2 separate regions of the Homo sapiens genome follow, and region 2 is linked to region 1. A link is an interaction called in ENCODE POLR2A ChIA-PET data of the cell type or tissue named here. Cell type or tissue: GM12878. All regions are shown on one strand. Links, peaks and the distances in the headings refer to the core of each region. The heading gives the core; the rest is flanking DNA. Region 1 overlaps ARHGEF3-AS1 (ARHGEF3 antisense RNA 1). Region 2 has its middle 30 kb from the start of TASOR.

The links. Peaks named below come from ENCODE experiments on the same cell type or tissue, not always from the same donor. Only the 100,000 strongest peaks of a DNase experiment are listed, where the experiment ranks them.
Region 2: POLR2A ChIA-PET joins it to region 1 with 6 read pairs; 4 of 35 experiments call an interaction of 5 or more read pairs at or near these places.

Annotation. Positions count from the first base shown.
Region 1 is chr3:56,958,141-56,963,523 of GRCh38, reverse strand. It overlaps ARHGEF3-AS1 (ARHGEF3 antisense RNA 1), which reads right to left. Exons shown (of 3, transcript NR_046572.1): 3 at 2,670-2,944. It also overlaps a transcript of ARHGEF3 not described here. Among named protein-coding and RNA genes, the nearest start is that of ARHGEF3-AS1, 21 kb to the right of the region's middle. In GM12878, for the core only: no CTCF peak of the experiment used is centred there; DNase peaks (open chromatin) are centred at 3,113 and 4,247; H3K4me3 peaks cover 744 bases; H3K27ac peaks cover 393 bases.
Region 2 is chr3:56,710,457-56,715,839 of GRCh38, reverse strand. No RefSeq gene overlaps it. Among named protein-coding and RNA genes, the nearest start is that of TASOR, 30 kb to the right of the region's middle. In GM12878, for the core only: a CTCF peak has its summit at 4,273 (motif pointing left); no DNase peak of the experiment used is centred there.

The DNA.
Region 1 (5,383 bases), core at 242-5,241:
AAGGGAAAGTGGAGTTAGGAAATTAGAAAAGAGAAGTCTCTTTTCATGGTTACCTCAGGTCCAGATTTGTGGCCATGTTGTTATCTAAAACAAATATTCATAACACATTGAAGCCTTTGTTTTCTTTTGTGTATATTTTACCCAGTCCTTAAGAGTGAGATGTAAATTTCATTGGCCCTCCAATATGAGCCTCACCAATGATAATGGTAACTAACATTTACCCTTACTGGGTTAAAGAAGGAGTCTTCTCATAATGATAATAGCTAATTTGAGTACCTACTAAGTGCCAGACTCCCTGCTAGCCATTTTTTTTAGTACATGAATTTATTCCTTCAATTTTGTGAAAAGGGATTATTAGCCCCACTTTACAGATGAGAAAATGGAGGCTCAGAGGGAGTAGAGAGTAGGGAACTTGCTTGAAGTCCCCCACCAAGAAAGGGAGGGAGCCACTATTAGAACCCCAAGCTGGCTCTTCCCTAAACACCATGTTCTGAGCCCCACACAGTGCGCAGACAGCAGGAGCAGTCTAAATACATGTTCAATTCTGAACCCATACTAAGAAGCTGTTGTATAAGTGGTCGCTAAACCTCTTCTCAAGGTGACGAGAAACAGTCACATTTGTTTTCACATGGTGGGAAAATAAATTCTGCACTAACCCTAAGGCCTATTGCTGCTGACCTTATTCTGTTTGATTCCAGACACATACACTTGAATTTGAGATCATTCCCTAACTGAACCTTGAATGCTGATTTTTCTCTGCTACTGTGGGCATTTCTCCATTTCTATTATGAGCTTTCCCAAGGGTGGGGAGCTTGTGGCTTTTCTTTCCCACCTTTTGTAAGGTTGTAACCTCCCTCCACAATAGCAGCCCCCCAACTCCAACCCCTCCAACAATCTTGGAAGTTTCTCTCTTGCTGCTCACCCATCCCTGGCTTTCCTGTGAATCCCTCTATGGAAGTGGTCATACTTATCCTTGTGACATCTGTGAGACACTGGGAAATGCTGCCTAGACAGAAGGCTGTGCTTTGTAACCATGTGTGTACACCATGCACAGCCTGCTCACATGAGGAGCCTGAGGGCTGGACACAGACGATAGACACGCCCTCCAAGCCTTGTTCAGAAGCTCAGCTGAGTGTCTTTGTGTCTGGGAAACCTGCAGCATCAAGTGCTATTTTCTCACTTGGACTTTTGCTGATTGTGCAAAATACTGCTTCTACAATAGAAGAAATATACCCAGGACTGAGAGGCCCCTCCTTTGGTGAGGACCTGGTGTTGGTGCTTCCGTGATGGTGCACTTTATGCTGCTAGGATCCTTCACCAGCTTCATCAAGAAGCCTTCTCATCAGTATGGTTCTCCTTCCCTGAATCTGTGCATTAAAGCCACCTGGGTGGTAGTGTTTGGCTGGGGAGAAGGAGGAAATTATCAGGAGGCTATTATGGTATCAGGATATAATTTTCAAACATTTGTTATTATTTTTAGAGACAGGGTCTCCCTCTGTCACCCAGGCTGGGGGGCAGTAATATGATCATAGCTCGTTGCAACCTCAAACTTCTGGGCTTAAGCAATCTTCCTACCTCAGCCTCCCAAGTGGTTGGGACTACAGGCAGGCACCACAATGCCCAGCTAATTTGTTTTTATTTTTAGCGGAGATGGTGTTTCCCTATGTTGCCCAGGCTGGTCTTGAACTCTTGCCTTCAAGTGATCCTCCCACCTTGGCCTCCCAAAATGCTGGGATTACAGGCATGAGTCTTGTGCCTGGCCTAGAATTGTTAAGAGGGACTGTAGCTAATGTGAATGACCGGAAGCCTGAATGGTGGTGGGATGAGAGGAAGGTGGGAGCTAACAATTAGGGACAGCCCTTCTCTCGGTAGGTCTCCTGGCAGCTTCTCCAGCTGACAGGGACACTTAAGTTGCCCAACAGTATCCCGAATGGACAGATTTGCTCTGATGCTTTTTCTTTGGCTATGAGGCCTGATGGTGGGAAGCCCTGCTAAGCTGCTGCCCTCCCACAAGGAACCCCCAGGCAGCTTTCTTTCAGGGGTATGCTTTGCCCTGTTTGGGGGGACTTCTCTTCATGTGAGAGGGACTGCATCCTCTGGATCTGGAGTCAGACACATCTGGGTTTGAATCCCAAATTGGCCACCAAATAGCTGTGTGACTTCTGGCATGTGGTTTAACCTCTCTGAGCCTCAGTTTATCTCATCTATAAAATGCAGTAGTGACAATGTTCCCACTATATCATATTACATAATGTTATATAAAATTATGATGTAAGATTATTTATTTAAATGTATGTAATGCCATTATAATATATTGTGTATAAAATGTTATATAACACTGTTATAATGCTGTCTGTATGTCATGTATTTACATTATAACATAATAAGCTACCTTATAAGATTATTGTGAGACTTAGAGTACCTAAAGTGCTTAGTCCTGGGCACATCTGTAATTGAATCTGTGTTAATTATTGTGATAATTGACATTATGTGTGATCTTCTGTGGATTGCAACATGTAAGATAAAGACACATTTACTCAGAATGTTCTGGTATATATTGTTACTTTAGAAGCAATGAATTCCATCAAATAGTTAGGAAAGCAAAGCCCAGTTATGACTGAGAGGGAAGGGAGTGGTATCCAGGGAGAAGTATTGTTGAAATCCAAAAATTTTGTTTTAAAACAGACATTTATTTTCAGAAGGACTTAGGCCAACATGTAACTTAATGGAGAAGGGTATGAAACATAAATAACCACCCACATGTTCTCTGTCTTGCGATCTTATTAGCCTGGGTTTTTATTGCTTACGTGTGGGTGAAGAGGAGGTTGAGGCAGGAGGGGGCCTGGTTTAAAGGCACATCAGGTGGGAGTTCCCATAGTTTTGGTGAGTTGCCCTGGCTCTTCTGTGTCAGCCCTGCATCCTGGGTTGAATGCTGTTCTTGGAGCTAGGTGTTGAGAGAGAAAGGGGGACAGGGGCACCACGCTGACAGCTGGTAAAAACAGCAATGACAGAACCAGAGTTAGAGTCCTCATCTCATCTTGACTCAACACAGAGGGTATTATTTCCCCTGTTTTGCATGTAAGAAAACCAAAGCTCAAGAAATTAAGCCTCGTGTTCAGAGTCACAGCGCTAATAAACACCATGGTATTTGAGGTCAGACAACTAAGAACAGAATCCCAATTTCATCTGTGTGATCAGAATCAAAGCACTTAATATCCCTAGGCGTCAGTGCTCTTATCTATAAAATGGGTACAATAATGCATCCTAACTCACAGGGTGAGAGTCATGGGATTAACTATGTAAAATATTAGCATATGCTTTTTAAAGTGCTCAGTATTGGTTAGTTGCTGCTATTATTGTAATTACCTTGTATTTTATCTCTTTTGTATGGTAGAGCAATCAAGATTTTTACTCAGCTCTAACATACCACAAAGCCTGTACACTGGTCACTACATGCTTTCTGCCTTGCATTATTGCTGATTACAGCAGAAAGGTCAAGGTAAAAGTGACTATTGTGTAACCAACCTTTTGGGGTTTGTTTGTTTCTGAGATGGAGTCTCGCTCTGTCACCCAGGCTGAGTGCAGTGGTGCAATCTCGGCTCACCGCAACCTCTGCCTCCCGGGTTCAAGCGATTCTCCTGCCTCAGCCTCCCGAGTAGCTGTGATCACAGGTGCCCACCAGCATGCCTGGCTAATTTCTGTATTTTTAGTAGAGATGGGGTTTCACCATGTTTGCCAAGCTGGTCTTGAACTCCTGACCTCAAGTGATCTGCCTGTTTCGGCCTCCCAAAGTGCTGGGATTACAGACGTGAGCCACCGCACCTGGCCAGCCTTTTGGTACATCAGTGACTAAAGCCCCAGGAAAAGTCCAAGGTGGATGCTTTTCAGAGATGCTTTTCAGCAAACATGAAATCTGAATATCCATATTGACAGACATCACATGTTTTAGGGGAGTAATTTATCCATAAAAATATTGAAAAAGGTATTCCTGTAGTTATATTGGCAGCTACAAAATTTGATTAGGAGACAGAAATAAGGTGCTTCTGGTGTGCCTGGAGTCTCTTTGTGCTGGTCTGTCTTGAAGCTGCCTCCACTGCCTCTAAGGAAATTGATTCATGTTGAGAGGTTAACAGGTGAGGAAACCAGTTTCAGCTTGTTACGCGGGGGCTAAATGTCCCGTTGATGGTTGCTTTAAAAACCTGGAGCTCAAATGTACCCCTTGTTGGAACTCCCCAGCATGTCTGTGTGACAAGGGAGAGTTCCAGGCTGAGCTGAAGCTATACATCTCCTGATAGTGTCCATGTGGGAATTGAGTCTATGTGAAAATTCAAGACAAAGATTGGGAGTCTGGTCTGACTTTTTTATTGCATCCAGGTTGCGTGTTAGATTTTATTTTACTTTATACAGATGAAGGGCTATTTTAAGGGACTCTGGGACTTTCCTGCTGGGGAACTGAGAAGGAGTTTGGGGTGAATTTGGCTGCTGAAGATTGCAGAGCTGTTGAAAACTCCATCCACCTTGTTTGGGCCATTTCTTGAGGCATCTCTCTTTTTGATAAACCTGCATTTGAAAGCAGTGACTTCCTCTGAATATCCAACCACTGAATAATGAATACATTGTCTTTTCTCTTCTAGGCCTAAACGGCAGCGGCAAAACAACTTTCCCATGTTTCCCTCTCCTAAAGCCTGGAATTTCAGAGGGGTAAGTGTTGCCCTGGGTAGCCCCTGCTGTTAAATGTCCTATTATGGATACATGCTCTGGCCTCCAGAACGGACGCTGTTAGGGTTGGTTTTACTAATCAAAGTCTCCATCAGGAGCGCATCTGTGCTTTACCACTTGGGGAAGTCACACTTGAATCAGTGGTTGTGGGTTAAGTAAAAACTCCAAGTGGTGGCCAGGCGTGATAGCTCATGTCTGTAATCCCAGCACTTTGGGAGGCCAATGTGGGAGGATCGCTTGAGCCTAGGAGTTTGAGACCAGCCTAGGCAACATGGCGAAGCTGCTACTCTACAAAAAAAAATATGAAAATTAGCTGGGCACGGTGGCATGTGCCTGTAGTCCTAGCTACTCAGGAGGCTGAGGTGGGAGGATCACTTGAGCCCAGGAGACGGAGGTTGTGGTGAGCTGAGATCATGCCACTGCACTCCAGCCTGTGCAACAGAACGAGACTCTGTCTAAAATTAAAAAAAAAAAAAAAAAAAAAATTCAAGTGGCCCAGTAAGCTTCTGCTGACATTCACCTGCCCTGAGGGTCTTGGGCTGCAGGAAGCATCTTGTGAAGAAGCTAAGAAGTGTCAAGGTTGCTGAGGCAGGCATTGGGGCTGTTTTCTTTGGAACCTGGAGGGAACCAGTGTACAATGAAGGAAAAAAGAAATCAGAAATGT
Region 2 (5,383 bases), core at 65-5,064, 250 kb after region 1:
ATAGCAATGAACAGTGACACATTTGAATTTGAAACAACACCATTTAGCATCAAAAATATGAAAAGCTTAGCGATACCTTTGAGAAAAATATGCAAAATGTACACTGAAAATTATAAAAAGAAATAACACTTAGAAGACCTAAGTGAATGGAAAGATATACCATGTTCATAGATGGAAGACTCAATATTAAGATGTCAGCTCTCCCTCAAATTAATTCATAGATTTAACACAATACAATCCTAAATCTAAGTGGGCTGTGTTGTAAAGATTGGCAATCTGATTTTAAAATAGTAATGGAAATCTAAGAGAACTAGAATAACCAAAACAATTCTGAAAAAGAACAACAAAGTTGAAAGACTTACCCAAACAAAACTCACTATAATGCTACAATAGCCAAGACAGTGTAATTCTGGTATGAAGATGGACAGTTGGGGCTGGGCGTGGTGGCTCACACCTGAAATCCTAGCACTTTGGGAGGCCGAGGCAGGCAGGTCATCTGAGGTCAGGAGTTTGAGACCAGCCTGACCAACATGGAGAAACCCTGTCTGTACTAAAAATACAAAATTATCCGGGTGTGGTGGCACATGCCTGTAATCCCAGCTACTCGGGAGGCTGAGACAGGAGAATTGCTTGAACCCAGGAGGCGGAGGTTGTGGTGAGCTGAGATCGTGCCATTGCACTCCAGCCTGGGCAACAAGATCGAAACTCCATCTCAAAACAAACAAACAAAAAAGATGGACAGTGGCCAGGCGCAGTGGTTCATGCCTGTAATCCCAGCACTTTGGGAGGCCGAGGAGGATGGATCACCTGAGGTCAGGAGTTCAAGACCAGCCTGGCCAACATGGTGAAACCCTGTCTCTACTAAAAATACAAAAATTAGTCGGGCATGGTGATGTGTGCCTATAATCCCAGCGACTTGGGAGGCTGAGGCAGGAGGATCGCTTGAACCTGGGAGGCAGAGGTTTCAGTAAGCTGAAATCACGCCACTGCACTCCAGCCTGGGCAACAGAGGGAGACTCTGTCTCAAAAAAAAAAAAAAAAAGATGGACAGTCAATAGATACAAATAGGAGTCCAGAAATATAACCAACATATATGGTCAATTGATTTTCAACAGGGTTGCAAAGTGAATTCAGTGATAAAGGATAATCCTTTCAATACATATTGTTAGAACAATTGGATATTTCTATGCAACAAAACCCAATAATTTAGGCCTTTACATTACATCTTATACAAAAATAAATGGATCATAGACATAAATGTAAAACCAAAAACTATACAACCTCTAGAGGAAATCAGGAGACAATATTTGTGACCTTGGGTTAGGCAAAGATTTCTTAAATGGGACCCACAAATTATAATCCATAAAAGAAAATAATTGATAACTAAGACATCATTAAAATTAAGAATTTCTGTTCTTCAAGATATGGATTAAAACACTGAAAAGACAAGCCACAGAGTGGTAGAAAATATTTGCAAATCACATCTCTGACAGAGAACCTGAATCCAGAATAAAGAAATCTCAAAATTCAGCCAGGTGTGGTGACTCACACCTGTAATTCCAGCACTTTGGGAGGCTGAGGAAAGTGGATCATTTGAGATCAGGAGTTTGAGACCAGCCTGGCCAACGTGGTGAAACCTGGTCTCTACTAATACTACAAAAATTAGCAGAGCATGGTGGCAGGTGCCTATAATCCCAGCTATTCGCGAGGCTGAGGCAGGAGAATCACTTGAGCCCGGGAAGCAGAGGTTGCAGTGAGTGAAGATTGCACCACTGCACTCCAGGCTGGGTGACAGAGTGAGACTCTGTCTCAAAAAAAAAAAAAGAAAGAAAAAAAAAGAAAAAAATCTTTAAAATTCAACGATAAGAAAACAACCCAATTTTAAAATGGGCAGAAGATTTAGACACTGACCAAAGAAGATATATGGATGGCAAATAAGCATATGAAAAGATACTCAACATTACTAGTCATTAGGTTAATGCAAATTAATGCCATGAGATACCACTACTCACCTACTCAGCTATTATAAATCTAAAGTTAAAAAGACTAACCATGGCAAATAGCATAAGAAAAATTGTTCAACATCACTAATCATCAGGGAAATGCAAATAAAAACTACAATGATATTATCTCACACCCATCAGTGGCTACTGTAAAAAAACAGATAATAAGTTAGCAAAGATGTGGAAAAATTGTACTTCAGTGGGAATGTAAAATGGTGCCACTGCTATGGAAAGCAGTACGGCAGTTCCTCAAAAAACGAAAAACAGAATTACCATGTGATTCAGCAAGCCCAATGCTGGGTATACACCCAAAAGAATTGAAAGCAGGATCTTGAAAAGATATTTGCACACCAGTGTTTGTTTCAACATTATTCACAATGGCCAAGACATGGAAGCAACCCTAGTATCAATGGATTAATGGATAAACAAACTATAGTAAATACACAAAACAGAATATTAGTCAGCTTTAAAAAGGAAGAAAATTATGATACATGCTACAGCATGGTTGAGCCTTGAGGACATTATGCTAGGTGAGATAAGCCAGTCACAAAAAGACAAACACTGTATGATTCCACTTACATGATGTATCTAAAGTAATAAAATTCATAAAAACAAAATAGAATGGTGGTTGCCAGGGGCTGGGTGGAGGAGAACATAAGGAGTTTTTGTTTAATGGAGATAAGAGTTTTAGCTTTGCAAAATAAGAAAGTTCTGGAGCTTTATTGTACAATAATGTGAATATATTTAACACTACTGTACACTTGAAGCCAGTTAAGGTGGTAAATATTATGTGGGGTTTTTACTTATTTCTTTTGAGATGGAGTCTCACTCTGTCGCCCAGGCTGGAGTGCAGTGGTGCGATCTCGGCTCACTGCAACCTCTGCCTCCTGGGTTCAAGCTATTCTCCTGCCTCAGCCGCCTGAGTAGTTGGGACTACAGGCATGTGCCCCCACGCCTAGCTAATTTTTATGTGGGTTTTTTAAACTACAATTAAAAATGAATAAAAATAGGCTGAGCTCGGTGGCTCATGCCTGTAATCCCAGCACTTTGGGAGGCCGAGGAAGGTGAATTGCCTGACCTCAGGAGTTCACAACCAGCCTGGGCAACCTAGTGAAACCCGGTCTCTACTAAAATACAAAAAATTAGCTGGCGTGGCGGCGTGCACTTGTAGTCCCAGTTTCTCAGGAGGCTGAGGCAGGAGAATTGCTTGAACCTGAGAGGCGGAGGTTGCAGTGAACCAAGATCGTGCTGTTGCACTCCAGCCTGGGCGACAAAGCGAGACTCCGTCTCAAAAAATAAAATAAATAAAAATAAACCAGGACTGGGCATGGTGGCTCATGGCTACAATCCCAGTACTTTGGGAGGCTGAGGTGGAAGGATCACTTGAGGCTAGGAGTTCTAGACCAGCCTGGGCAAAGTTATGAGATCTCATCTCTACTTAAAATGATACATTAGCCACACATGGTAGTGCATGCCTATTAGTTTCAGCTATTCGGGAGGCTGAAGTGGGAGAATCACTTGAGGTTACGAGTTTGAGGCTGCGATGAGCTAGGATCATGCCACTGCACTCTAGCCTGGGCAACAGAGCGAGGCTGTGTCTCTAAAAAAAAATAAAAAATAAAAATAAACCAAACTTCTGGTCCAGATAAGATGATGTAGACTCATTCCTCCCTGTTCCTCTTCACTAAGTACAACTATAAACCCTAGAAATAACTCAAAAGGCGACCAAAGAAGAATTCTGAAGGCTAAGAATAGGAAGGCAAACTGGTTTGAGACCCTGGAACTAGAGAAACAACACAGTGGCAGGGTATCTTACTCTCCACCCAACAGAAGACACTGACCCAGGCCCAGCATTTCTTGAAGCAGCAATAGAAGACAGCCCTGGTAGGCTCATTTTCCCAGATCCAACAGGAGCCTTCCAATACCACCAGGTGAGGCCAGCACCACCAGAGATGGGGATTGGTTGGGAGTCCTGCTAACAAGTGCCATGGGAAATAGTCTCCTTCCCCACTGAGAGATACCAAGATAACCAGGTGGTACCTGCAAGAGGGACCCTGCCACAAGTGGCTCAGCCCAGGAAGCCTCTGTGTTCCCATTGGCCTGAGACTCCTCTCCCCCACCCAGAGATGGCAAGGTCCCACCACAGCAAGCACCGGGCCCAGGAAGCAGTCTTTGTCCCTCACAAGCAAAGGGGATCCTGCCAAGCACCCAGCCAGGGAGACATCTTCATCCTCAAGGCTCTGAGTCTCATCTCCCCAACTGAGAGACACCTGGTGGTCTAGCCTGGGGAACCTCTGTTCCCTCCAGCAGCACCAATAAGGACCAGTGGGAGCCTCAGCAGCATCAGATAAACCAAGCAGACCAAAATAACACTGAAAGCGCTCTGAAAAATGTCATTGGAACCACAGCCCATAAAATTAGCCCAGGACCTGCACACTAAACCTAAACAAGGTAACTGCCAGTTAAAAGATTTAAGTAATATGCTCCTAATGTAATAGAAAAATGTCTAGAATATAATAAAAAATCACCCATCATGCCAAAAACCAGGAAAATTACAACTTGAATGAGAAAAGATCATCAATTGATGCCAACAAAAAAATAAGTCAAATACTGGCATTATCTGACAGGATTCTAAACCAGCTATCATAAAAATGCTTCAAAAGTCATTACAAGTTCTCTTCAGGAAGTCTCAGCAAATAAATAGATCTTATATTAAAATGTACTGAATGGAAAATATAGAACTTAAAAATACAAGCGCAGAAAAATTTTAAAATACTTCTTTGAATGGGCTCTATAGTAAAGTGAAGATGACAGACAAAAGAATCAGGGAATTCGAAGACAGATAAATAGAATTTATCTGAACCATAAAACACACTTAAATATTAACAAATAATGATGGGTGAGGTGGCTCACGCTGTAATCCCAGAACTTTGGGAGGCCGAGGTGGATGCATTGCTTAAGCTCAGGAGTTCAAGATCAGCCTGGGCAACATGGCAAAACCCTGTCTCTACAAAAACATATAAAAAAAAAATTGCTGGGTGTGGTGGCACCTGCCTGTAGTTCCAGCTACTGGGGAGGCTGAGGTGGGAGGATCACTTGAGCCCAGGAGGCAGACGTTGCAGTGAGCCAAGATCATGCCACTACACTTCAGTCCTGGTGACAGAGTGAGACCCTGTCTCAAAAAAAAAAAAAAGATAAAATACAGTTAAATATATATATATATATATATATATATATATATGAGCAGAGTCCCCAGGGACCTGTAAGATTTTTTTTTTTTTAAATCCAGCATTGTTATACACAGACAAATGTGTGCAAGTTCAAATGTGGACATCTAAATAAGATTGTCAGATTTTATCAATGTCAGTATTCTGCTTGTG